Linked DNA regions of Homo sapiens: region 2 is linked to region 1. The links are chromatin loops, found by intact Hi-C in ENCODE. Cell type or tissue: HCT116. All regions are shown on one strand. Links, peaks and the distances in the headings refer to the core of each region. The heading gives the core; the rest is flanking DNA.

Region 1 (12,555 bases), core at 2,550-10,549:
ATTCTCTCAACCGCTTCTTGTCGCGCCAGAGATGGCCTCCTCGAAGGTGTGCTGGCAGAGCTGGCCTGGCCCAGTGGGCAGCCCTGTGAGGCCGCAGGGGTGAGGAGCCGCCAGCCACACCACATGGCTCTCCTGGAACGGAGCCACCTGAGCCCGGCCAAGCCGCCTCGAGCACCAGGGCTTGAGTCCATTGCAGGCACAAGGCAAAGAATTGCGACTTGAGGGAGGACCCGGAGGAAGGCAGGCTGGAGGGAGGGAGGGCGGGCAAAGGACAGCAGGGAAATGAAGGGGGCTGTGAAAGACCAGCACCAGATGAAAGTACCGAGATGTTCCGGACAGGCCTGATTTTCTTTATCTTCGGGGCTGGGACTGCCAAGAGGCCCCGGGGAAAGCCTGCAGGCTTCACTCCCACCAGAACCAGCACCATTTGAGGGACAGATTTCAATCCTTCCTTGGCCAGACAAGCAGGCGGGATGCCAGCGCTGGAGAAAGGGGAGGAGGAGGAGCGGTGGGCAGGCCTTTCCTGCTGGAGGTGGACACGCTGGGGGCGCTGAGGTTCAAGGCCACACAGTGAGGAGTGCAGAACCTTAACTGTCTCCTTGCATCGGCTGATGGCAGAGCTTTAGTTATAGCCATTTCAGGGAAATCCTGGTCAGTTAAGGTTTTCTAGTGCAGTTGGGATTTTCGCCTATATTTCCAGGTGCCTCTAAGGTCCTATGGAGCGTCCAGGTTTCACAGCTGGGGGAGGGACATCTGGTTCCCGGTCATTTATGTCCCCGCTGGCTTATGCAGGGGTGTCCTGCCCTTCTGCATCTCCCTCAGGGACTTGGGGAACCTTGGATGGTGTCTTTCCTCATACTGGGGCTGCAGGGGGCTCAGAACACTGCCTCTGACCCACTATTCCTCCATGACAATGATAATAACAAAATAGGTATTATTTACTATGTACACGCCCTGTTCTAACTGCTTAACACGTATTAACTCACTTAATCTTCCCAATACAACATAAGGTAGGTGCTACTGTCCCCCTCTTACAGATGAGAAAGCTAAGGCACAAAGGTGAAGAACTTGCCATGCCACCTCTCCTCCCTGCACTGGAAAACGTGTTGTGGGGTGGGCAACAGGGCTACAGAGAGCCCCTCGAGATCTTGTAGTCAGGCCTGGGGACTAAAGAACTTTGTCCCAACCTCTCATCTCTGGAGAGTTTTAGGGCTATTTTGAGACTTGAGGGCTAAGAATGACCTCTTTCCTTCTGAGCCTCCACGGCCTCCCTTCCCAAAGCAGTGGCGGAGGGACACCTGGGTCTCCTGGGCTGTGGGGTACAATGCATAGAAATAAAGTGGGGCTCGGTTGACGTATTAGACATTTATACCATTGGGGATGCTTTATTTTATATTTTAGCATTATTTATTTTTATTTTTTATTTTTCTGAGACGGAGTCTTGCTCTGTCACCCAGGCTGGAGTGCAGTGGCGCGATCTCAGCTCACTGCCTCCCGGGCTTCAGCGATTCTCCTGCGTCAGCCTCCTGAGTAGCTGAGACTACAGGCACCCTCCACCAGGCTTGGCTAATTATTTTTTTATTTTTAGTAGAGACCAGGTTTGACCATGTTGGCCAGGCTGGTCATGAACTCCTGACCTCAAGTGATCCGCCCACCTCGGCCTCCCAAAGTGCTAGGACTATAGGCGTGAGCCACCGCACCTGGCCTCATCACTGCCTTTTAATAAATGAGGCTGTCCTCTTGGAATCTCAAGCCATGAAAAGCCCCATATGGCAGGCAGACTCCTGCCAGGAAATCAAATTGATAGTGTGGGTAGTCCCCAGCTCCTCAATGTCTACCCCACCCTGGACCTCATGGGAAGCATTCCTGGTTGGGTAAATCCCTGAAACAGTTTTGGCCGGGCGCCGTGGTTTACGCCTGTAATCCCAGCACTTTGGGAGGCTGAGGTGGGCGGATCATGAGGTCAGGAGATCGAGACCATCCTGGCCAACATGGTGAAACCCTGTCTCTACTAAAAACACAAAAATTAGCTGGGTATGGTGGCGAATGCCTGTAATCCCAGCTACTCGGGTGGCTGAGGCATGAGAATCGCTTGAACCCAGGAGACAGAGGTTGCAGTGAGCTGAGATCATGCCACTGCACTCCAGCCTGATGACAGAGCGAGACTCCATCTCAAAAAAAAAAAAAAAAAAAAAAAAGAGTACAGTTTTTCAAAAACCTGATTTTCTGATGTAAACCTGTGATGGTCTCCTCAGCTGCCTCAAACACTGTCACATCCTACTGTGGATTCAAGCTGTCAGGATGTTTACACGGCCACCTCAAATTCCATTCCGCTCTCTACAAAAACTTATTTTTAGACGTGCACTGTCCCTTCTTATACATTCCTCAGTACTGGATCCTGGACAAATCTTTAGTCAACCTTAAAGTTTAGTTCAAAAGGCTCATTTTCTCATAGAGTTTGAGGCCATTTTTGTGAGTGGAGGAACTTGAGGTTTTAGGAATTTTATTTAAATCATGGAGATATTTTCGACTCGAATGGCTCTTAACTTTGATCTTGGGTCTAGGCTGCCTGGTTGAAACTACTACTGGTTTTCTTTCTTTTTTTTTTTTTGAGATGGAGTTTCGCTGTGTTGCCCAAGCTGGAGTGCGATGGCGCAATCTCGGCTCACTGCAACCTCCGCCTCCTGGGTTCAAGCAATTCTCTTGCCTCGGCCTCCCAAGTAGCTGGGTTTACAGGCATGTGCCACTATGCCTGGCTAATTCTTTTTGTGTTTAGTAGAGTTGGGTTTTCGCCATGTTGGTCAGGCTGGTCTAGAACTCCCGACCTCAGGTGATCCACCCACCTCTGCCTCCCAGTGCTGGGATTACAGGCGTGAGCCACTGTGCCCAGCGAACCTACTGGTTGGTTTTCAAGAGTTGCATCACTTTAACTGGAACATATCGGAAGAGTGGGACCAGATTTTAAGGTGAGTCAAGCCTGGCCTTCCTAAAACCCTATTGACTCCTTAATTCAGCTCAGGGCACCCCTTTGCCGCAAAAATCTCATCCTTTGAGACCCCTAGGAGAGGGTGAGTCGGGGAAGCAGGGGCCTCTCCTAGTCTGAGAAGTCTTAAAGGCAGGGGGGAGAAGTGCCGCCTCCTCATTTCATCTTTCTCTCTCGTTCTCCTCTCTCTGCCCTTTCTCTGTCCCTCCCTCCATTTTTTAGAAAATCTATAGAGGCAATGAGCTTTAGCAAATTTATCCAGTTGTGTAAATATTGCCACAAAGCAGCTTTATAACACCTCACTCACCCCCAATAGTCCCCTGGACCCTATTTGCAGTCAATCCCTGCTCCTTTCCCAGCCCCCAGCAACTACTGATCTGCTTGCTGTCTCTCTAGTTTTGCCTTTTCTAGAAATTGTGTAAAATGAATCATATACTATGTAGTGTTTGGTGTCTGGCTTTTCTCACTTAGCATAACATTTTTGCATGTACCGTAGTTTGTCCCCTCCATCTTTTATTATTATTATTATTATTTGTGACAGGGTCTTGTAGCCTTGTCTACAAGGCTGCAGTACAGTGGTGCGATCATGGCTCACTGCAACCTTGACCCCCTAGGCTCGTGCGATCCTCCTACCTCAGCCTCCCGAGTAGCTGGGCCCACGAGGGTATGCCACTACACATGGCAAATTTTTAAATTTTTTTTGTAGAGACAGGGTCTCGCTATGGCCCAGGCTGATTTCAAACTTCTGGGCTCAAGCGGTCTACCTGCCTTGGCCTCCCAAAGTGCTGAGCTTATAGGCATGAGCCACCATAACTGGCCCTTTTATTTTTATTTATTTATTTTTGAGGTGGAGTCTTGCTTTGTTGCCCAGGCTGGAGTGCAGTGGTGCGATCTCAGCTTACTGCAGGGGTTCAAGTGAATCTCATGCCTCAGCCTCCCAAGTAGCTGGGACTACAGATGTCCACCACCACGCCCAGCTAATTTTTTTTTTTTTTTTGGTATTTTTAGTAGAGACAGGGTTTTGCCACGTTGGCCAGGCTGGCCTCCAATTCCTGACCTCAAGTGATCCATCCTCCTCGGCTTCCCAAAGTGCTGGGATTACAGGTGTGAGCCACCATGTCCAGCTCTTTTATTGTTTTTTGGCTTAAAAAACAATTTTTTTTAAACAAAAACACACACACACACACACGTACTCAAACACACTCGCACACACAATTTTCTCACTAACCCTCTGACCTTCCACCCCAAGTCCTGACTTGGTCTTTGGGCCCTAAGATGCAATCAGGAAAAAAAGTGTGGAGTCCACACCCCAGTTGGGTCCTAAGTGGGTACCTACAGGGGCAGCCACCATCCAGCCTGCCCCAGCCCATGGGGGCCCAGGATGTAGCATCCCCAGTGATGGTGGGAGCAAGGGAGAAGTAGAGGTGAGATGTGGGCTGTGACATGTGCTTCCCTCTCCCTCCAGCTTGAGACCCTTGGCCTCTGACCAAGGCAAGTGAAATAAACATGAACGAAGCTGGGAGAATAATGTCAGTTTACTGAATGAATACATGGCTCGAGTCCATTCAGGGTGGAGTGAGGCCTGGCAGGTGCCCTCAGCAGTGGGACCCCAGGCCACTGGACCTGGCAGGGCTTCTGGGCTAAGGGGGCAGCACCAGGCCAGCCTGCCAGGGGCTCCACAGTCCCACGCTGCTTGACCTGTGCTGTCTGGGACTAGACTGGTCGCTGTGGCTGCCCATAGATGCTCAAGCCAGACCCCAAAAGAGAGTGGCACGAGGTGAAAATCTAACTGTGAACGCTTTGGTTTCAGTTTCAGTAAAGAGGAGGAGGGAGGGAGGCACTTGGGGACGTAGAAAGAAGGGCTGGCGGGAGAGGTCTCCGCCGAGCTCCACAGTTGGCTTCCTTGCTAGACGACCTGGCTTTGAGAAATGCTGCCTTCATTTCCATCTCCCAACTCCGAATCTGGAAGGCAAGAAGGTGTTTCAGGCTGGAGGGCCGCAGCAGACCGTGGGTCTGTTACAGGGGGCACGGCACTGCTGCTTCATCTTCTCCCACCCCATCCCTGAGGCCCAGCCACCCACATGGCCACAGTGCCTGGAACCGTGTGGGGAACAGAGACCTGCAGTCTGGGGCCGGGGAATCCACAGACTGCCCCATTGGGGTTTCAGCCACACCAGCTTCCCCCAAAGACAGCATCTTGGTCATCTCCACGTCCCCACATAGCCTGGTGCAGAACTTGTTTTCAGGCTGAATAGCTGCAGGGGCCATTGCTTCCTCTCAGGGTAAGGCCCCACTTGAACCCCCGCTTCCTAATTTGGCAGGGAAGGGGGAACGGACCCAGGTGTTTCAGGAGTCTTTCAGAAATCAATGGCTGGATGCAGAGGGACAAGTGATAGGACGGGGAAAGGGAGGGAGAGCAAGAGGCACTGGGACGCAGTGCAGTCCCAGTGGAGGAGGTGGAGTTGGTGGGGGTGGGTGGTCTCCTTTATTCTTCGGGGAAACTCTTGTCTCAATATGTTTCTTTCCCCCTTGGCTTGAGTGAATGCTCTCTGACAATTTAGAAACAGTTTAAGCCAGGCGTGGTGGCTCACGCCTGTAATCCCAGCGCTTTGGAAGGCCAAGGGGCGGGGGGCGGGGGGCGGCGAATCACTTGAGGTCAGGAGTTCGAGACCAGCCTGGCCAACATAGCAAAACCCCATCTCTACTTAAAATACAAAAAATTAGCCAGGGGTGGTGGCGGGTGTCTGTAATCCCAGCTGCTTAGGAGGTTGAGGCAGGAGAATCGCTTGAACTTGGGAGGCAGAGGCTGCAGTGAGCCGAGATCGTGCCACTGCACTTCAGCCTGGGTGACAGAGCGAGACTCCATCTCAAAAAGAAAAATAAAAAAAGAAAAAAGAAAAGAAAGAAAGTTTCTGCCTGTTGTGGAAGAAACTGTTGCACGGAGCAGGAGCAACTGACATCCCCTCAATCCTACCTGGACCCTCTCACCCTCTCAGTTCTACCCAAGGAAGCCCAAGCCCCTGAGCTGCCCCCATCCCCTCGTCCATCCTGCGCTTTCTCCAAAAGCCAGTAGCCTTGACTGGGTGTTTGGGGAGGTGCTCTGGCCCAGCCTTTGGCCAAGGGCCCTCACACCCGCCCCTGTTCCTGCCCCTGTCCTCATCTGTTTGCATATCTGCAGGAGGTATTGCCCCCACTACCGACCCACCACCCCTTGTCTTGGTGACACTGGGAAGTTATTTGTGCCACTGGGAAGCAGCTGTCCTGGTGCTGGTTCCTGGGCACACCCAGGGACTCTCCCCAGCTGCCCTAACCTCGGTTTCACTTGTGGCATTTGTGTGAGGCTTTGGTTCTCACGTGCAAGGGAGGGGGGCCTGGTCAGCAGGCTGGCATGGGCACCACAGAGTCACAAAGAGGCTGGCACCTCTCTGTGCTACCTGGTGTGCCCTGATGTTTTGCCTCTTTTCCTCCTGTGTACCTCAACCGAGCTAGGGCAGCAGGTCACAGCTGTGACTCACCTCCGGCAACCCATATTAACAAAGTGCTGCCAACCAGGCGAGTCATGCCAGGATGCCAGGGGACCAAGGGAGTGTGGCCTATGGGGGAGGCTGGGTGCCCATGGCTCTGCCAATGGCTACCCTGGCTCTTGTCTTGAGAACGGCTCTGGCGGGAAGCCAGGCCAAGGCTGCGACTGGTCAGCACCCCAGGATGGTCCCTCTGTGCTGGGTTCTCCTCGGCCTCGGCTGTGCCCACCCGTGTCTGGGGTGTGTGCTGAGCTGGGGGCAGGTGGAGATGGCCTGGGCCTCCAGGGGAGAACTGGCTGTCTCCACCTTGGGGCCGAGAGCGGCAGGGGAGGGTTGGTGATGGGGTGGATCCTCCAGCGGGTCCCAGTTCCCGGAGGAAGGATGACAAATGAGTGTGGGTCGCTCCCTCTGTGGGACCATTTGCCTCGGAGCAGCAGGGAAGGGCGGCAGGTTCCCTGCCTCCCGTGGCGACTCTTTTCGGAGCACCACCCTAGGGATGTTCTTCTGCCCTCCGGAGACGTCGGTCTTCCCTGGGGCCGGGGCTCAAGGCCAGGGTGCCCCAAGCCCAGGCTCCAGGGTGTGCGGGGAAAGGCTCGGTCCTGCTCGGCGCGGCTCGCCCTGGGCACTAGGGGTCGCCCCTGCCCAGCGGAAGCCACGCGGGCGCGCCCGGTCGCCGCAGGTTTCCCCGGACCGGGAAAAGCGAGGCGTCTCCGGGGCGGGGCTGGGGAGGGGGCGCCTGGGCGCGGCGCCGGGACCCTGCTGCCCTGTCCTCCCGGCCGCGGCTGGACGGAGCGCGGGGCCGCAGCAACCAGGCCGGGCTCCCCGTCGCGCCCCTTCCGGAGCGGGAGGCCCTCGCCGAGGCGGAGGCTGGGACGCGCGGGGCGGGCGGCGGCGGGGAGCCGCGGGGCCGAGGCGCAGGGCGTTTTCCCCGGAGGTGCGGCGTGCGCCCGCGACACAAAGGTCTTTTAAAGACCTCGCAGCGCCCTTCCCGGCTGCGGAGGCTGGAGGCCCGGGGGGGCGAGGCCGGGGTCGGGGGTGGCCGCGCGAGGGGGCGCTGGGATCGGCCAGACCCCGCGGTTGCGCCCGGGCTGGGGCTCCCGGGCTCCTTTTGTGGAAAAGAGCGGAAAGCAGGGCCCTCTCCGGGTCTCTGAAAATGGTCAGTTCGGCTTCGCAGGGCTGCGTGCCCGGAATAATAAATTGGCTTCTCTAGGGTCGTAATCTGGGCCCCACCCCGAGCAGCTTTGAGCTGGTTCGCGCCTTCCAGGCAGGACTACTGGGAGTTCTCAAAAGCACCCCCGCAGTCGGCTGTGTCAGGATCACCTGGGTCCGGTGTGAACACGATTCCAGGGCCCCACCCCATCGCCTGAAGCGGAATCTCTGGGCGGGGCCCAGGAAACCGAGTTTTTGGTGAGTTCCCGGGTGATTCTGATGGCAAAGCCCATGTGGGAGCCACTGTTCTAAGGGCTTTTGGACAGGCAGTTGTGAAATTTTCCCCCAGAAGAATCTCTGGGGACCCAGTTGTCACACACCGCTGGATTCACTGCGGTGTTGATTCTGCCTCCTGATGAAGTTCTTCCCGAGTCTGACTTCGAGCCCGCCTGCTTTATTAAGCACGTTTTTCTCCAGTCGTTTTTTTTTTTTTTTAATGGAAAAAGGAACAGGGAGAAGGCTTTTCTCGAACCTGTTTGCAGAGAGCCGTCTTGCCCGCTTTGAGGGCCCTTTCTTGGGAGACCTGTTTGCTTTGTTCAACCTCTGAATTCAGCAGACCCCAAATCCACCAAGGCCACTAGCTTGTGAGTGAATGTGGTCCCTTCAGGTAAGGGCCAGACAGCCCCTGCCAGGGCTTGGGGAGGGTTTTCCTAGAGGAATCCTGGCAGTAAAAAAACCAACCCCCAAACTCTCCAAGTGCTGGACGCTGGAGAATCCCAGCAAGGAAAAGGAACAAATCTTATCTCATGCCGGAAGATAACCTCTTCCCTTTGTTGGCGCCTTTCCTTGCGTTCAGGATGAATTAAAATTCTTATCTGCTCTGCATCCAGTGAACTTGGCCTCGCCTTCCTGATTGTTTGCTGCGGCTGACTTTCCCAAGCTTTGCGGGGTTATTTTTGCCTCTGGGTGGTGGTCATTCCTTCCTTCCATGGCATTTGGTTCCACACAGTCACAGAAAAAGAGTAATTTAGCAAACACCCTCAAAATGGCAGGACTGGCCCCCAAAACCTACTTTCATTTTCCTCTGTTCTGGGTTGTGGGTAATTTCTTGACAACTACAAGAAAGAAGACAATGAGAAATGAATTGTTTTTTCCAATACGATTGTGAACAGATGTATAACCTCCTAGTCGCAGCAACGTTCTAGGAATCCCTTACACCACTTTAAAGGGGCAGGAAAATGGGCAGAGGTGCTGAGGGCTGGGTGAGTGCTAAGCATTGGCAGGGCTCAGCCTCATCCTGACGAGAGCTGCAGCCATAACCTGGGTCACCTTTGCTGTCTCGGGCTTCTAAATTTGGCAGCGAGAACAGACTCGCTTCCTTTGAGCAATTGATCTGAATAGCAGAATCCCATTCTGATGGTCCGAATCACATTTACAGGCTGTGGGGGTGAAGGCCGTGCTAATTGGCCACTTGCCTCACCACTGGCTTTGAAACAATCGCTTGTATTCTCTGCGCGGCAGGAAGCAGCAGACCCATCAAGGCCCTGGGCTCACTCTTTGTTCTGACTTTATGGCATTTTATGCCACAATAAGAAACACTGTGTACTCCGTGGGAGCCCATTGTGCCAGGCTGCAAGGATGTGGGCTCCGGTGCAGAGGGCCTGGTGCTCTTCCCCAGGAAGAAGAGGGGCTTTGTGACAGGCTGGGGGACAAAACAAGGGGTGCTGGACACTGTTACTGAGGCAACTGCCTGGCCAGTGTGGAGGCAGCTTTAGTCCCTGGGACCGTTTCTGTGCCCAAGGAGAGGGAGGGCAGGGGAAGGATGGAATTTCATCTAGAGTAGCAGGTCCTGGTTGCCTGGTAAATTATGCATCAGGACTGGGCTAGCCACTGCCTCCGTTTTCTCTGGGCTCCTGAGATAACCTCCACCTGCCTCTAGATTCTGTGCCAGCTGATCGTTATCTATCTCATCAACTCTTGTTCCATCAGGAAACTGCATCTTGGTGAGTGGGAAGTTTTTGTGACTGTGGACCAAACCTGGGCTTCCCATATTTTGGGTTGATCTGGGCCTTGGAGGGAAGAGCTTTCGGTTTTGTAGAAATGATGTGGATAGGAACTGGGGTAGGCACAGTCCATCCAGTCTCACACGTGAATGAACCAACGGGGATTTGAGAATGGCTTCTAGATCGTACCTGCCCCTCCGGCCAGCCCCGGGGCTCCCTTCCCCTGCACCTAGCCTGAAGTTTTCCACCATTAACGGCACACCTGGGGCAGAAGACAGAGTAGGGTCCTTGCTCCAGGAGATCGTTGTAATAATCAGATAGAGACAAGACCTGAGCTGGGAGGAAGCCAGGACACGGGGGATGGGGGACCAGGCCCTGACAAACGGAGTGCTCCGTGTGGGGGCTGAAAGGGAAGGAGGAGAGGGAAGGCAGGGCCATTTAGCTTCACCTCAAAGGTGGGGTAAAGTGAGGCTGGTGGGTCCTGTCTTCTCTGGAGATGCTCCCCGATGGGAGGAAAGGCCAGCTTCCTGCCGGCCACTTGCAGAAGCGAGCATCCAGTGCTTCCGCCAGCCTGTCCCTCACCCCAGACCCAGCCCTGTCCTTCCCATGTCTGATGCTCCCACACGGGCCCCCTTATTACCCCGTGCCATTGCAGCAGCCTCCCGGCTGGTTTCTTTCCCCTGCAATGTGGCTGCCCAAGTTCTCCTCCCAAAACCCACATCTCCTGGCCTGCCAATCCCAGGCTGGAAACTGTTCCATGGCCTCCAGAGCCGCTCACAAACCCTTCCCGCCCCACTCCCTGCCTGCACCTTAGGCTCATTCTCTGCCCTCCCTGGCCACACACCTCCCTGACTTTCCCCAAACATGCAGGTCTTTCCATGTCTCTGTGCGTTTCCATTTCCCTCTGCATGGAACACTCTTTCCCATCACACCTACCCTTGCCCATCTGCCAAACCCTCCAGGATTCTGGGTCAACATCATCCCCACGGTGGATCCATTGGTGAGAGCAATAATGAAGCAGGTTTGCCACCAGGCTCCCAAAGAAGTGGGAACACTGACTGCAAAGGGCACAATCTGATTGGATGAAAAGCGAGGCCTCAGAAGCATTGGCACGTGTCCGCGAAGAGCCTAGCTGGAGGTCTGTCCTAGAGGAGGGGCTGAAGGAGGGGCGAGAATGGCAGCGCTCCATTTCATCCGACTGCTCTGTGTTCCTCACATCTGACCCAACCTTCCGTTACAACACAGGCACATTTGTGGATACTCTTGGTTACATGTGTGTTCTCTCCTTAGATTCTGAGTCTCTTCTAGGAAAGGAGTGTCTTAATCATCTTTGTATTCCCAGAAGCTAGTTTAGAGGCTAGTATGTAGTAGGTTCGCAGAAAATCTTTGAATAGCGGCTGAGGTGGGAAGATTTCTTGAGACTAGGAATTCAAGACCAGCCTGGGTAAACTAGCAAGACCCCCATCTCTACAAAAAATAAAAAATTAGCCAGGTGTAGTGGTGGATGCATCCCAGCTCCTCAGGAGGCTGAGGTGGGAGGATCACTTGAGCCCAGGCATTCAAAGCTGCAATGAGCTGTCATCCCGCCAGTGCACTCCAGCCTGGGCAACAGAGTGAGACCCTGTCTCAAAAAGAGAAAGAAAATCTTTGAGTAAATAAATATATGTTGAACTTGGAAGTATTCCTTTACCTAGAATATTGTTCTCTGCAAATTTTGTACTATCACTTTCTCCAAAACATAACTCAGGACTCGCCTCCTGGAAAAAGTAGGTTCTTTTTTTTTTTTTTCTTTTTGAGACAGAGTCTTGCTCTGTTGCCCAGGCTGGAGCGCAGTGGCGCCGTCTCGGCTCACTGCAAGCTCTGCCTCCCGGGTTCACGCCATTCTCCTGCCTCAGCCTCCCCAGCAGCTGGGGCTACAGGTGCACGCTGCCACGCCCGGCTAATTTTTGTATTTTTAGTAGAGACAGGGTTTCACCGTGTTAGCCAGGATGGTCTCGATCTCCTGACCTTGTGATCCACCTGTCTCGGCCTCCCAAAGTGCTGGGATTAAAGGTGTGAGCCACCGCACCTGGCCAAAAAGTAGGTTCTGATTCAGTAGTTGACTGTGCATCAGAATGTTACTAAGCACCTATTAGGTACTAGGCATTTTCTAGGCACTGGAGGCCTGTGAGATATAAAAGAGATAAAGGTTCCCGTGCCCAAGTTGTTAATGAGTGCCCCCAACCCATGCAGGCCACTTCCTTATCTGGCAAAATCATTTGGGACGTCAGTAAACACTCAATGTTCCTGGTATCCATAGTGCCAGGGACATGGTCAGCAGTCAGATGTGACTCACTGTGGGCCCAGCATCATAAGAGGCAGGCATAGAAGGCCTGGCTTTGCATTCATATAGCTCACAACTTCACTGAGGAGACCAGTTGTTTATGGGATTGCAGGAAACCCCAGGAAGCCCCAGCCAGGGAAGAGCTTATGTTGTCAAATTCACAGCCTGTAGGAATTCACTGGGTCCACTAGTTCTCTTGCACAGGTGCTACTTTCCAGTTATTTCCTGGTTTTATAAATATGTGTCTCCTCTTTCAACTCCTTGACAAGCTCTTTACGGAAAGGGACATCAGGGCGTCATGTCTAGCGTCTAGTAGCTTCTTTCCCTGATCCTCATCTCCGCACCTGGTACAGGGCAGTGCATGAATGGATGACAAATGATCACCACCATTAACAGGCATTTGTCAGCCGGGCACGGGGGCTCACACCTGTAATCCCAGCACTTTGGGAGGCCAAGGCAGGTGGATCACCTGAGGTCAGGAGTTCGAGACCAGCCTGACCAACATGGTGAAACCCTGCCTCTACTAAAAATACACAAATTAGCCGGGCACAATACACCGATAATCCCAGCTACTCA
Region 2 (12,555 bases), core at 2,190-10,189, 290 kb after region 1:
TGTGCTTGGAGAAACCAAGGGAAGGCGAATGATGCAGGAAGTAGTAGTGGTAGTTCTATGTATTCTTCTTCATTAGCCCTTTTACTGAACTGGCGACAAAAGAATTCTGTAATATAACTTTAAAATATTTTATTAGATAATGGCTGTGGTCATTGATGGAGCTAATCCAGCTATCTAGAGAAAAGCCATTCCTGCAAAGCTCATAGAATAAAAAACACATGCTTTTTTTTTTTTTTTTTTTTTTGAGACAGAGTTTCACTCTGTCGCCCAGCCTGGAGTGCAGTGGCGCAATCTTGGCTCACTGCAACCTCGTCTCCTGGGTTCAAGTGATTCTTCTGCCTCAGCCTCCTGAGTAGCTGGGACTACAGGTGCGCACCGCCACACCTGGCTAATTTTTTTTGTATTTTTAGTAGAGATGGGGTTTCACCGTCTTGGTCAGTCTGGTCTGCTCTTGAACTCCTGACCTCGTGATCCGCCTGTCTCGGCCTCCCAAAGTGCTGGGATTACAGGCATGAGCCACTGCACCCGGCCAAGGCATGCTTTTTGGTTAGAGAAGTTTGGTGAGTAAAAACTAATAAAGGATGGTTGAGCAACTTAGCGATGATACTAATTTACTGGGCTAGAAAATACCAGAGGAGGGTTGTTCATATGAGAGGCCTGGAGTGAAATTTGGTTATCCAGATGATAGATGACAGCAAAGGCAATGGATGAACTAGGAGGAGAGGACACTGAAAAAGGAATTAATTAATTATTGAGAGAGTCTCATTCTGTCACCCAGGCTGGAGTGCAGTGACACGAACAGAGCTCACTGCAGCCTTGACCTCAGGCATAAGCAATCCTCCCACCTCAGCCTCCCAAGTAACTGGGACTGCAGGCATGTACCATCATTGCTGGCTAATGTTTTTTTTTTAAAATTTTCTGTAGAGATCAGCTCTCCCTATGTTGCCCAGGCTGGTCTTGAACTCCTAGCTCGAGTGATCTTCCCACCTTGGACCCCCAAAGTGCTGGAATTACAGGTGTGAGTCACTGTGCCCTACCATGATTTTTATTTTTTAAAGACGGGAGCATCTTGAAATGCTGATAGAAATAGCTATTAAAGGATGAGTTTCAAAATATAGAAGTCAAAATATAAGAGGTTCCTGGGTGAATGAGTGGGAGTGGGATACAGAGCAAAGGTAGATAATTTGACCTCAGAGAGAAAAAGGAATATGTCTATTTTAATAGGAGGAGAGGGTGTGTGTTAATGGGCTTAGGTCTGTAGGTTTGTTGGTGGGTAGTTGACAGAGTTCTTTCTGATAATTTTTATGGCATGTATTTTTCTTTGTGTTATGGAAGCTGAAAATATGGGTTGAGAGTGATGCAAAGAAATGAGGTCAGAGAATGTTCACAGGGAACTGACTAAAAAAGCAGTAGATTGCTAAGAGGTGAAAAGGGTCAGTTGAGATTTGCAAGCATAGATTTCTGACATATTTGGTATATCACTAACTAATATGACTTTTTTTAACAGTGTTCAGCCGCCTTGGTATAGTTGGAATCAGCTTGAATTTTGATTTGTATTTTATGTGGAATCAGAGAGCAAAGGGGCAAGGGAGTTTGGGGGTTTGGTGGGAGAGTGATTGAAATGACAGATCATTTTCTTGTGGGAAAAATTAGTAAATACAAAATAATATTAAAAAAACAAATGAAATGATGAATTTTATGCATGTTTTATGCATGTTTTCTTGTGCTGTTGCATGCCAAGTTTGACCCTCTGCGTGTGTGGGTTCTGTGTCTGCCAGCCATGGATCAAAAGTATTAAAACTAAGTAGATAGGCCGGGCAGGGTGGCTCATGCCTGTAATCCCAGCACTTTGGGAGGCCAAGACGGGCGGATCATGAGGTCAGGAGATCGAGACCATCATGGCTAACACGACGAAACCCCGTCTCTACTAAAAATACAAAAAAATTAGCCGGGTGTGGTGGCGGGGGCCCGTAGGTCCCAACTTCTCGGGAGGCTGAGGCAGGAGAATGCCGTGAACCTGGGAGGCGGAGCTTGCAGTGAGCCAAGATCACGCCACTGCACTCCAGCCTGGGTGACAGAGCGAGACTCCGTCTCAAAAAAAAAAAAAACAAAAAAACAAACAAAAAAAGCTAAGTAGATAATACAAATAAATATAGTATAAGTATTTACATAACATATACATTGTATTATGGTTATAAGAATCTAGAGCAAAAACAAGTGAAATGATGAATCCAGGATTCCAGTTGAGAGAGAGAGGAATTAAAGACCAGAGGAGACTGACTAGGACCCTAAAGCCTTGATTTTCATCTCATTTATTGAAAGCACTTCTTAATGTCTGGATGGGTGGAGTGGTGGAGGGGAGTTTTACGCACGGTTTCTTGTGTTGTTTCATGCCAGGTTTGACCCTTTGTGTGTGGGGTTCTGTGTCTGCCAACCATGGATCAAAAATATTAAAAATAAGTAGATAAATAATGCAAATATAGATACGTATTTACATAGCATTTACATTATTAGGTGTTATAAGAATCTAGAGATGATTTAAGGTATACAGGAGGATGTGCATAGGTTATGTGCAAACACTGTATCATTTTACGTAATAGACTTAAGCATCTGCAGATTTTGGTATCCATAGGGTGAGTGTATGGGGCAAGTGTGGGGCTGTCTTAAAATGAATCCCCAGCAGATACCCAAGGATGATTGTATGCGCTTATCTTTCCCTATAGCAATCTAACTAGAAACCTTTAGGGTTGCATAGACAAGATTGAGTATAAGATTTATGTTTCTGTATCCCTTGCATAGCCATGGCCCATCCCAGTGTAATAGTTCTTATGTGATATGTTGTGAGATTCTGCTGTCCTCTGAACTCTTCAGACATGGTATAAATTTTTGATCAATGTATAAAGTGTCTTTTTGTCATAATGAGTATACTATTAGTCCAGTATTTTTTGTTTCACTGATTTGTTAAATGATATGGAATAACTTACTGTAAGAAAAAGTGTAGAGTCATTTCAGTGCCAAATAAAAAATTCAGGTGTTTTTATTGAGAACTGAGAACTTTACTCTTACATATAAAAAGATACATATAATACAGTAAATGATTCTTAAATAGCAACATAGCATTTGGATCACCACATTAATAGTGTGACAACTCTTCATGCTTTTATAGACACTTGAGACATTGTTATATGCTTCTGTAACATATGACATATGTAACTATGTTATACATGTTGGCTACTATTATAATTTGTTTCCTATTGCTGCTGTAACAAATTTCCACAAATTTAGTGGCTTAAAACAACACAAATGTACTATTTTAATACTTCTTACAGTTCTGGAAGTCAGAAGTTTGAAATGAGTTTTTTATGGGGCAAAAACTAATGTTTTGGCATACCTGTGTTCCGTCTGGAGACTCTGGGAGAGAATCTGTTTTTTACCTTTTCCAGCTTCTGGAGGCCATCTGCGTTACTTGGCTTGTGGCTACATTGCTCTGATGTCTACTTTGGTCATCACATCTCCTCTTCTGATGCTTCTACTTCCCTTTTCCATTTTTTAATGACATTTGTGACTACATTGGGTCTGCCTGGGTAAAATTCAGGAAAATCTCCCTATTTTAAGGTCCTCAACTTAATCACATCTTCAGAGTCCCTTTGCCATGTAAGGTAACATTCACAAATTCCAGAAGTTAGAATGTGGTCACCTTTGGGGAACCTCTATTGACTTGGTTTGATTTTGTTCTTGCTTTTTAAGTTTTGGCTATTCTGGGTCCCTTGCCGTTTCCACATTAGTTTTTAGATCACTTTCTCAATTTCTGAAAGGAAAGTAGCTGGGAGTTTGTTAAGTATTTTGTTGAATCTACAGATCAATTTGGAGACTATTGCCATCTTACCATTAAGTCTTTCAATCCATGGACATGGATGTCTTTCCATTTAATTAGGTCTTCCTTAATTTCTTTCAGTGATGTTTTATAATTTTCAGTGTACAAGTTTTATACTTTTGTTAATAACAATTTTTTATTCTTTTTGATGTTATTGTAAATGTATTTTTTATTTCATTTTTGGATTGTTCATTGATAGTCTAAAGAAATACAACTAATTTTTCAGGCCAGACATAGTGGCTCATGCCTGTAATCCCAGGAATTTGGGAGGCTGAGGCAGGAGGATTGTTTGAGGCCAGGAGTTTGAAACCAGCCTGGTCAACATAGCAAGACCCCGTCTCTGCAAAAGAAAAATAAAAAAAAATTAGATGTGTTAGCATGTGCCTGTAGTCCCAGCTGCTGTGGAAGCTGAGGCAAGAGGATTATTTGAGCCCAGGAGTTTAAGGCATCAGTGAGCCATGCTCATGCCACGCACTGCAGCCTGGATGAGTGAGAGCCTGTCTCAAAAGAAAAAAAAAATACAACTGATTTTTTAATGTGTATCTTGTGTCCTGCCAATTTGCTGAATTCATTTATTAGCTCTAATAGTTTTTTGGTGTATTCTTTAGGATTTTCTACATATGAGGTCATGTCATTTGTGAATAGAGACTGAGTTATTATTTCTTCCTTTCTAATTTGGATGCCTTTTATTTCTTTTTCTGCCTAATTGCCCTGAATAGAACTTCAAGTACAATGGTGTATAGAAGTGGTAAGTAGAATTTTTTTTTTTTTTGAGACAAAGTCTCACTCTGCCACCCAGGCTGGAGTGCAGTGGCGCATTCTCAGCTCACTGCACCCTCTGCCTCCTGGGTTCCTGGGTTCAAGCGATTCTCCTGCCTCAGCCTCCTGAGTATCTGGGATTACAGGCATGCACCACCACACCTGGCTCATTTTTTTTTTTTTTTGTATTTTTAGTAGAGATGGGGTTTTGCCATGTTTGTCAGGCTAGTTAAATGGATGATTTTTTCTTGTCCAACTTAGGAGGAAAGTGTTCAGTTTTTCAGAATTAAGCATGATGTTAGCCTCAGGCTTTTTATAGATGCCATTTATCAGACTGAGGATGTTTCTTTCTATTTCTAGTATGTTGAGTATTTCTTTTTTAATCATGAAAGGGTGTTGCCTTTTGTCAGATGCTTTTTCTGTGTCTATGGAGGTAATTATTAAAGTTTTTGTCTGTTACTAATTTGGTATATTACATTGATTTTCATATGCTGAACCAACCTTGTATTCCTAGGATTCACTTACCAGTTCTTGAGTTTGAGAAAATTAATCTAGGGTATGGTCATCTGAAGACTCATAGTCTGAGATTTCCCTTAGATGATTAATTTCACCTTTATCAATAGAATCTGGAGTACTGCCATCTGTCTTTTTGCATTCTTCTTCTGATAAAATAATTGTGATACATCTTCCTCTGGAAATATTCTTCTCTTTGACATTTTGGGTAGAAAATGAAAATTCTTGTATTGTTTACTGTGTTAAATGAAGAGCTTTAACAAAGGCTACAAAGCTGATGTGTCATATTTCTTTTATATCTTCTTGAAAGATGATGCAATACTTTGGGCAAAGCAATAAGAAAACTGAAGAAGGATGAAACGGTTATCACTTATTTCATTATTACGTCACTTTTAGATAAATCCATCATGTTTCCATTTTCTTTGGATTTTTTTCTTTCTTTTACAGTTTACATGCATTGTAGAATAATAAAGCCGTTCTTTTCAAGACCTTTTATAAATCCTGTTATCTTGTCTGGCTGGCTCACATTGTTTCCTGGGAAGGCCAGCCTGCAGTGGCTTAGATAGTGTTGACAGTTGTAGTTGGTTTGGAGTGGACGAACAAGGGACATAGTAATTCTTAGCTCATAATGTAAGGATCCAGAATCGGGTGGATTGAGAACTCAGTTGTAAATCTATCTGGAAATATTTGATAAGATATTTTATAAAATACTTGACTTAGTTGAAATTCAGAAGTTAGGCAATTTAGTCTAATGGGGAACAAGGTTGGTGGAGGGTGTTGAGGTAAAGAAACACTGGGTCAGCTAGCTCCCAGTATTGGCCACCAGATGGCCCTGGCAGTTTAGGTGCTGTATGAAAGAGCTTTGAAGGGGTAGAAAGAGAAAGCAGTACATGACCTGATAATAAGTATTGCAAAAATGAGGATTCATAATTGAAGCAGTGCTTGTACTACATACAAGGCTGACTGTGGAACCCATCATCAGTTACTTCCCTTTCTCAAGACTTCTTTGTTAATTGTCCCATTTCCTTCCTTTGCCCTCCAGTCTTGAAAGAGATTGCATAATTTGAAGCTCTTCAGTGCAGTTCAAAATTTTGCTTTTAGGGAAATTATCAAAGATTATCAGCTGGGCATAGTGGTGTGCGCCGGTAGTCCTAGCTACTCCGAGGCTGAGATGGAAGGATCCTTTGAGCCAGGAGTTCAAGACCACAATGAACAGTGATAGCACTGCTGTAATTATAAGAACTTCCAAAGTTATGTCCTAGAATATATCTGAGGCATCTAGCAATTTATCTCAGTCAACACTTAAAGAAGGCCTTTCTTGATAATTATTAGTCCTTCAGCATGCCTTTCACAGAGGAAAAAACATGCAATTTCCAGATGGTGGACAAATGATTTGTCTTTCTTGTATTGGCTTGATCCTATTACTGTATATAACTTTTTTTGAAACAGAGTTTTTACGTTTTCCAGAAGCCTCAAATTCATGCTAGATTTGTGTTTCTGTCTAGTATTCTCATCATTCACACTGTTCAAGCAAACTAAATATGGCCTGAGAAGGACTCCGTACTTCTATATTTGAGTCCTTGTGGACAAACTGTAACCCAGCTTAATAGGCAGACAAGATTAAAAACCTCACTTAGGAGTACGCGCCTGTAGCAATAGCGGAGTCTTAGCAAATCCCAGCAGCCATGTTTCAACCACTCATAGACTGCTGTGTGTTCAAATAAGGCAAATGCCAACCTGTAACCAGTGCAGCTGTTTCTGTACCTCACAGTCGATTTCTGTCCGTCACTTCCCTTTTTTTTTTGTCTATAAATTTGTTCTAACCATGAAGCATCCTTGGAGTCTCCCTGAATCTGGTGTGATTCTGGGAGCTGCCCAATTTGTGAATCGTTCATTGCTCAATTAAACTCGTTTAAATTTAATTTGGCTGAAGTTTTTCTTTTAAGAACACTATTGCATTTGTCATTGGTTGTTTACTTCTCCCAGTATGATTAAATACATGCTCTTTTGAGTTCTTCCATTCTTCTCTATTTCTCTCTTCGTTTTTTTTGAGATTATTTGTGATTGTATTTTTTAGAGCCTCTCATGCTTTCAGCAGATATTCACTAAATTTTCTTTTCTTTTTCTTTGTTTTTTTTTGAGATGGAGTTCCGCTCTTGTTGCCCAGGCTGGAGTGCAGTGGCGTGATCTGGGTTCACTGCAACCTCTGCCTCCCAGGTTCAAGTGATTCTCTTGCCTCAGCCTCCCAAGTAGCTGCGATTACAAGTGCGCACCACCACGTCTGGCTAATTTTTTGTATTTTTAGTATAGATGGGGTTTCACCGTGTTGGCCAGGCTGGTCTCAAACTCCTGACCTCAGGTGATCTGCCCGCCATAGCCTCCCAAAGTGCTGGGATTACAGGTGTGAACCACCACACCCAGCCTCTTTTTTTTTTTTTTTTTTTAAAGAGAAAAAAAGGACAGAGTCTCACTCTCTTTCTGTCACCCAGGCTGGCGTGCAGTGGTGTGATCATAGTTCACTGTAACTTTGAACTTGTGGTCTCAAGCAGTTCTCCTGCCTCTCAGCTTCCTGAGTAGCTGGGACTACAGCTGTGCACCACCAATATTTTCATCGTGTGCATTATTAACCCTGCATCTTATCTGTAATGTTTAAAAAGTTATTGGAAGTGTTTATTAAATGCATTAGTGTGTGTGTGTTGTATTCTCCTGCAGAAATTTCTCAGAGGAGAAGCTCTATGTTGACAAATGCTAGAAAATGGATAGCATTTACTTTAAATATATGTAGCTTACTTTTTATAATTATATGAACAGATTTGTATTCAAAAGGACTCTGAAGGTCATATCCAAATTATTATTGTGGAGAAAATCATAAAAGGAGATTGTATGGATTGACTGGAAAGATAATACTTAGTTCATCATTTGGATCAGTTTGTGGTCATATTTTTATAATTAGAGACTTTAAGACAATATCTTAATGTATTACTTTACATTATTTTCAATTTTCTTACTATTTAAAATATTTTCTTCAATCTTTAAACTATTAAAGCATTTTAATGGTATAATTTATTTATTTGGCATAGTTCTAATGTCAAGAAACTTGTTTCTCAGACTGGAAACCAGGTCAAAAATAAGAATAAGCCAATCCACCACAAAACCAAAAATGAGAATAAAAGTAATATAAAACCATTTAAGCAGGAAGTAGATATAGAAAAAGATATTTTTTAAAAAGCTGGCAAACAGGCTGAGATGACAGAGAATTCAGAACATGGTTAGAAATGAAGATCATTGAGATTCAGGAGAAAGTCAAAACCCAATACCAGGAATATAGGGAATACTGTAAAATGAAACAGGAGCTGAAAGATGAAATGGCCATTTTAAGATCCAGAGTGATTGCATAGAGCTGAAAAACTCACTTCAATAATTTCATAATACAATTGCAAATATTAACAGCAGAATCAACCAAGCTGAGGAATGAATCTCAGAGCTAGAAGACCAGTTCTCTGAAATAACTCAGACAAAAATAAAGAAAAACCAATAAAGAAGAATGAACAGAATCTCTGAGAAATATGGGGTTGTGTAAAGAGATCAAATTTATGACTCACTGGCATCCCTGAAAAAGAGGGAGAGAAAGCAAGCAACTTGGACAACATATTTGAGAATGTCATCCATGAAAATTCCCCCGACCTCACTAGAGAGGGCAACATTCAAATCAGGAAATGCAGAAAATCCATGTGAGATGAATATCCCCAAGACACATAATCATCAGATCCTCCAAGGTTGAACTGAAAGAAAAAAATGTTAAAGGCAGCTAGAAAGAAGGGGTGGGTCACTTAAAAAGGGAACCCTGGTTAACAGCAGACCTTTCAGCAGAAATTCTACAAGCAAGAACAGATTGAGGGCCTATATTCAGCATTCTTAAAGAAAAGAAATTCTAACCAAACATTTCCTATGTAGCCAAACTAAGCTTCATAAGTGAAGGAGAAATAAGATCCTTTGCAGATAAGCAATTGCCAAGGGAATTCATTACCATCAGACCTGCCTTACAAGAGGTCCTCAAGGGAGTGCTAAATATGGAAAAGAAAGACCATTACTGGCCACCACAAAAAACACACTTAAGTACATAGACAGTTGACACTGTAAAGCAGCTATACAGTCAAGTCTGCATCATAACCAGCTAATAACATAATGACAGGATCAAATCCACATATATCAATATCAACACACATAGAGTCAAAGTAAAGGGATGGAGAAAAATCCATCAAGCAAATTGTAAACAGAAGAAAGCAGGGATTCCTATTCTAATTTCAGACAAAGCAGACTGATATAGTTTGGATATTTGCCCCTGCCCAAATTTCATGTTAAATGGTAATCCCCAATGCTGGAAGTGCGGCAGGGCCTTGTGGGAGGTATTTGGGTCATGGGAGCAGATCCCTCATGTCTTGGTGCTACCTTTACAGTAGTGAGTCAGCTCTTGAGAGATGTGGTCATTTGAAAGTCTGTGGCACCTCCCCCCAACACACACTGTCTCTCACTCCTGCTCTGGCCACTTCATGTGGCTGCTCCTGCTTCACCTGCCATGAGTAAAAGCTTCCTGAGGCCTCCCCAGAAGCAGGTGGTGGAGCTGTGCTTCCTGTACAGCCTGCAGAACTGCAAGCCAATTAAACCTCTTTTCTTATAAATTACCTAGACTCAGGTATTTATAGTAGTGCAAGAACAGCCTAATACACAGACTTTAAACCAACAATGGTCAAAAGAGACAAAAAGGCATTACATAATGGCAAAGGATTCAGTTCAACAGGAAGACCTAACTATTTTAAACGTATGTGCACCCAACACAGGGGCACCCAAATTCATAAAACAAATTACTTAGAGACTTAGATAACCAACACAAATTTGTAAGCTTTCTTAAAACATTATGAGATTTTTTTTGTAACTTTTTTTTTTTTAGCTAATCAACTATTATTAGCATCAATGTGTTTTATGTGTGGCCTAAGATAATTCTTCTTCCACTGTGGCCCGGGAAAGCCAAAAGATTGGACATCCCTGGTATATGCCCAAAGCAATGTAAATTGTTCTACCAAAAACGCATGTGCTTGGATGTTCATCATAGCTCTGTTCACAATAGCAACATCATGAAATCAACCTAAATGCTCATCAGCGGTAGACTGGATAAAGAAAATGTATATATGCACCATGTAATACTATGCAGGCATAAAAGAATGAGATCATGTCCTTTGCAGCAACATGGACAGAGGAGCTGGAGGCCATTATCCTAAGCACACTAATGCAGGAACAGAAAACAATTACTTTATGTTCTGACAAGTGGGAGCTAAACACTGAGCACGCATGGACACAAAGAAAGGAAGAACACACACCAGGGCCTACTTGAGGATGGAGGGGTGTGGAAGGTGAGGATCAAAAAATTACCTATTAGATACTGTGTTTATTACCTGAGTGACAAAATCTGTACGCCAAACCCTGTCACACGCATTTTACCAAGAAAACAAATCTGCCCATGTCCCCTTGAATCTACAATAAGTTAAAATAAAAAGCTGGCATTAGAATGGAAATATTAACAGGATGTCATGATCATCAAAATAGTACAGAAGTACTTAATAGTTAATTTGATTACATTATTAATTACATAAACATTTTTATGCATGGGATGTTTTACTTTTTTTAAACAACAGGATAAGAAAAGGGCTTTAAATATACAGGAGGGATGAACATTGAAAATGAAAATTGATTGCCTGTTAATAATATAGCAGAAGAAGACATTGAAATAGGTTGTTGAGTCTCCAGCCTTAGTGGACCATTAAGAAGTCATTACTTCTCCTGAATGGTTTAGAATGAGTGTCACAAACATAAAAGCTTAGGGACCATGTAGATAACATAATGTTCAAATCAGCTAAGTGTAAGAAAATTAGAAATGATTGGGGGCCTGTCAATGGCTTGTTATTTTCCTGTCCAGATATTTCACTTGCCAGGGATGTATCTGATGATTCCTCCTGAGAGAGTGAACATCTTAAAATTTGGATGCAAAATTTGGAAAAGCAGGGTAAAATTTAGATTTACATTAGTGTCAATTAGACCAAACTGCCTTCTCCCACTTAGCTTCAATTTGTGGAATTTCTATATTAATATTTTATTATGATCAGTTTTCTATTGGTATGTTAACTTGAGGAAAATCATTTAATCAAAATGTAACTATGAGATGAGTAGCTTTATGTTTTACTTTTCTATATATTGAAGTAATTAAAAAAGTTTTAGAACTAGCAAAAAAAAAAAAAAAAAACCCTCTATATCTTCAAGAAGTAGCCATCACTATAATTTATGCCACCCACCAAAATATTTTACCTAAATCAACTTAAGTATGTTCTCCTGGTCTTTTTTTGACTCTTAGTAAATTTTAAGTAATAAGTTGCTGTTTTTATGATAATGATAATCTGCACTCATTTTTTTCCTTTCAAAACTTTGAACAACTATGTGTAAATAATCAGAGTTTGAGTTAGAAGTTCTAAGTAAGCCTAGAATATTCTTGGTTTTCCCTCAGATAAAATTTTGAACTATTCCTACAATTTTCATGCCTTTTCTTGATTCCCTGGTACACATTCATTCTAGGTAGTCCTCATTGTTCTGGTTGATTTAAAATCATTTCTCGCTCAATGAAACTTACTTTTATTATGCCCCTTCTTTACTAAGTCAGTAAATCTGATGAATTGTGTCTTTGCTCAGTTTATTTACTCATTCAAGAAATGTTGAGAGCCTACCATGAACTAGGTGTTGTGGTTAAAAAGATTAATAAGACCAGGTTTCCTTTTCGTTTTTCTTTTCTTTTCTTTTTTTTTTTTCTTTTTCTTTCTTTCTTTTTTTTTTTCCAAGATGGAGTCTCCCTCTGTTGCCCAGGCTGGAGTCCTCTGGCAGCTCGCTGCACCCTTTGCCATCCGGGTTCAAGCGATTCTCCTGCTTCAGACTCCCAAGTAGCTGGGACTACAGGTGCATGCCAGCATGCCCGGCTAACTTTTTTGTATTTTTTAGTAGAGACAGGGTTTCACCACATTGGCCAGGCTGGTCTTGAACTGCTGACCTCAAGTGATCTGCCCGCCTCTACCTCCCAAAGTGTTGAGATTACAGGTATAAGCCACTGCGCCTGGTCAAGACCAGATTTCTTTATAAGGGATTTGATATGGACAATGGTATACAAACAAAAATATGTAATTGATAAATTCAGCAAATATTTAGCACTTCCTGTGTATCAAGTATTATTTTCCATTTACAGGGCTGTAGCAATGAATTAAACAGGCATCTTCTCTTCCCTCCTGGAGCTTATATTCTAGTAGGGAAACTGATAAGACAATCAGGTATATAAGATGTCTTTTGGAGGTAAGTATTTGGGGAAGAACACATAA

What was found. Peaks named below come from ENCODE experiments on the same cell type or tissue, not always from the same donor. Only the 100,000 strongest peaks of a DNase experiment are listed, where the experiment ranks them.
Region 2: a loop joins it to region 1, with 10 times the contacts of the local background. A loop is called at or near these places in 2 of 110 quality-filtered maps.

Annotation. Positions count from the first base shown.
Region 1 is chr17:62,696,814-62,709,368 of GRCh38, forward strand. MARCHF10 (membrane associated ring-CH-type finger 10) reads right to left here. Exons shown (of 11, transcript NM_152598.4): 10 at 8,726-8,768; 11 at 4,501-4,945. The coding sequence ends at 4,890. It overlaps MARCHF10-AS1 (MARCHF10 antisense RNA 1), which reads left to right and starts at 9,393. Exons shown (of 3, transcript NR_147886.1): 1 at 9,393-9,656; 2 at 10,619-10,794. RefSeq lists silencers at 7,044-7,453, 7,632-7,858 and an enhancer at 8,721-9,512. In HCT116, for the core only: a CTCF peak has its summit at 7,105 (motif pointing right); a DNase peak (open chromatin) is centred at 6,511; H3K4me3 peaks cover 2,101 bases; H3K27ac peaks cover 1,374 bases.
Region 2 is chr17:62,989,546-63,002,100 of GRCh38, forward strand. The region is part of intron 1 of TANC2 (tetratricopeptide repeat, ankyrin repeat and coiled-coil containing 2); the gene reads left to right. Among named protein-coding and RNA genes, the nearest start is that of TANC2, 30 kb to the left of the region's middle. In HCT116, for the core only: a CTCF peak has its summit at 5,961 (motif pointing right); a DNase peak (open chromatin) is centred at 5,996.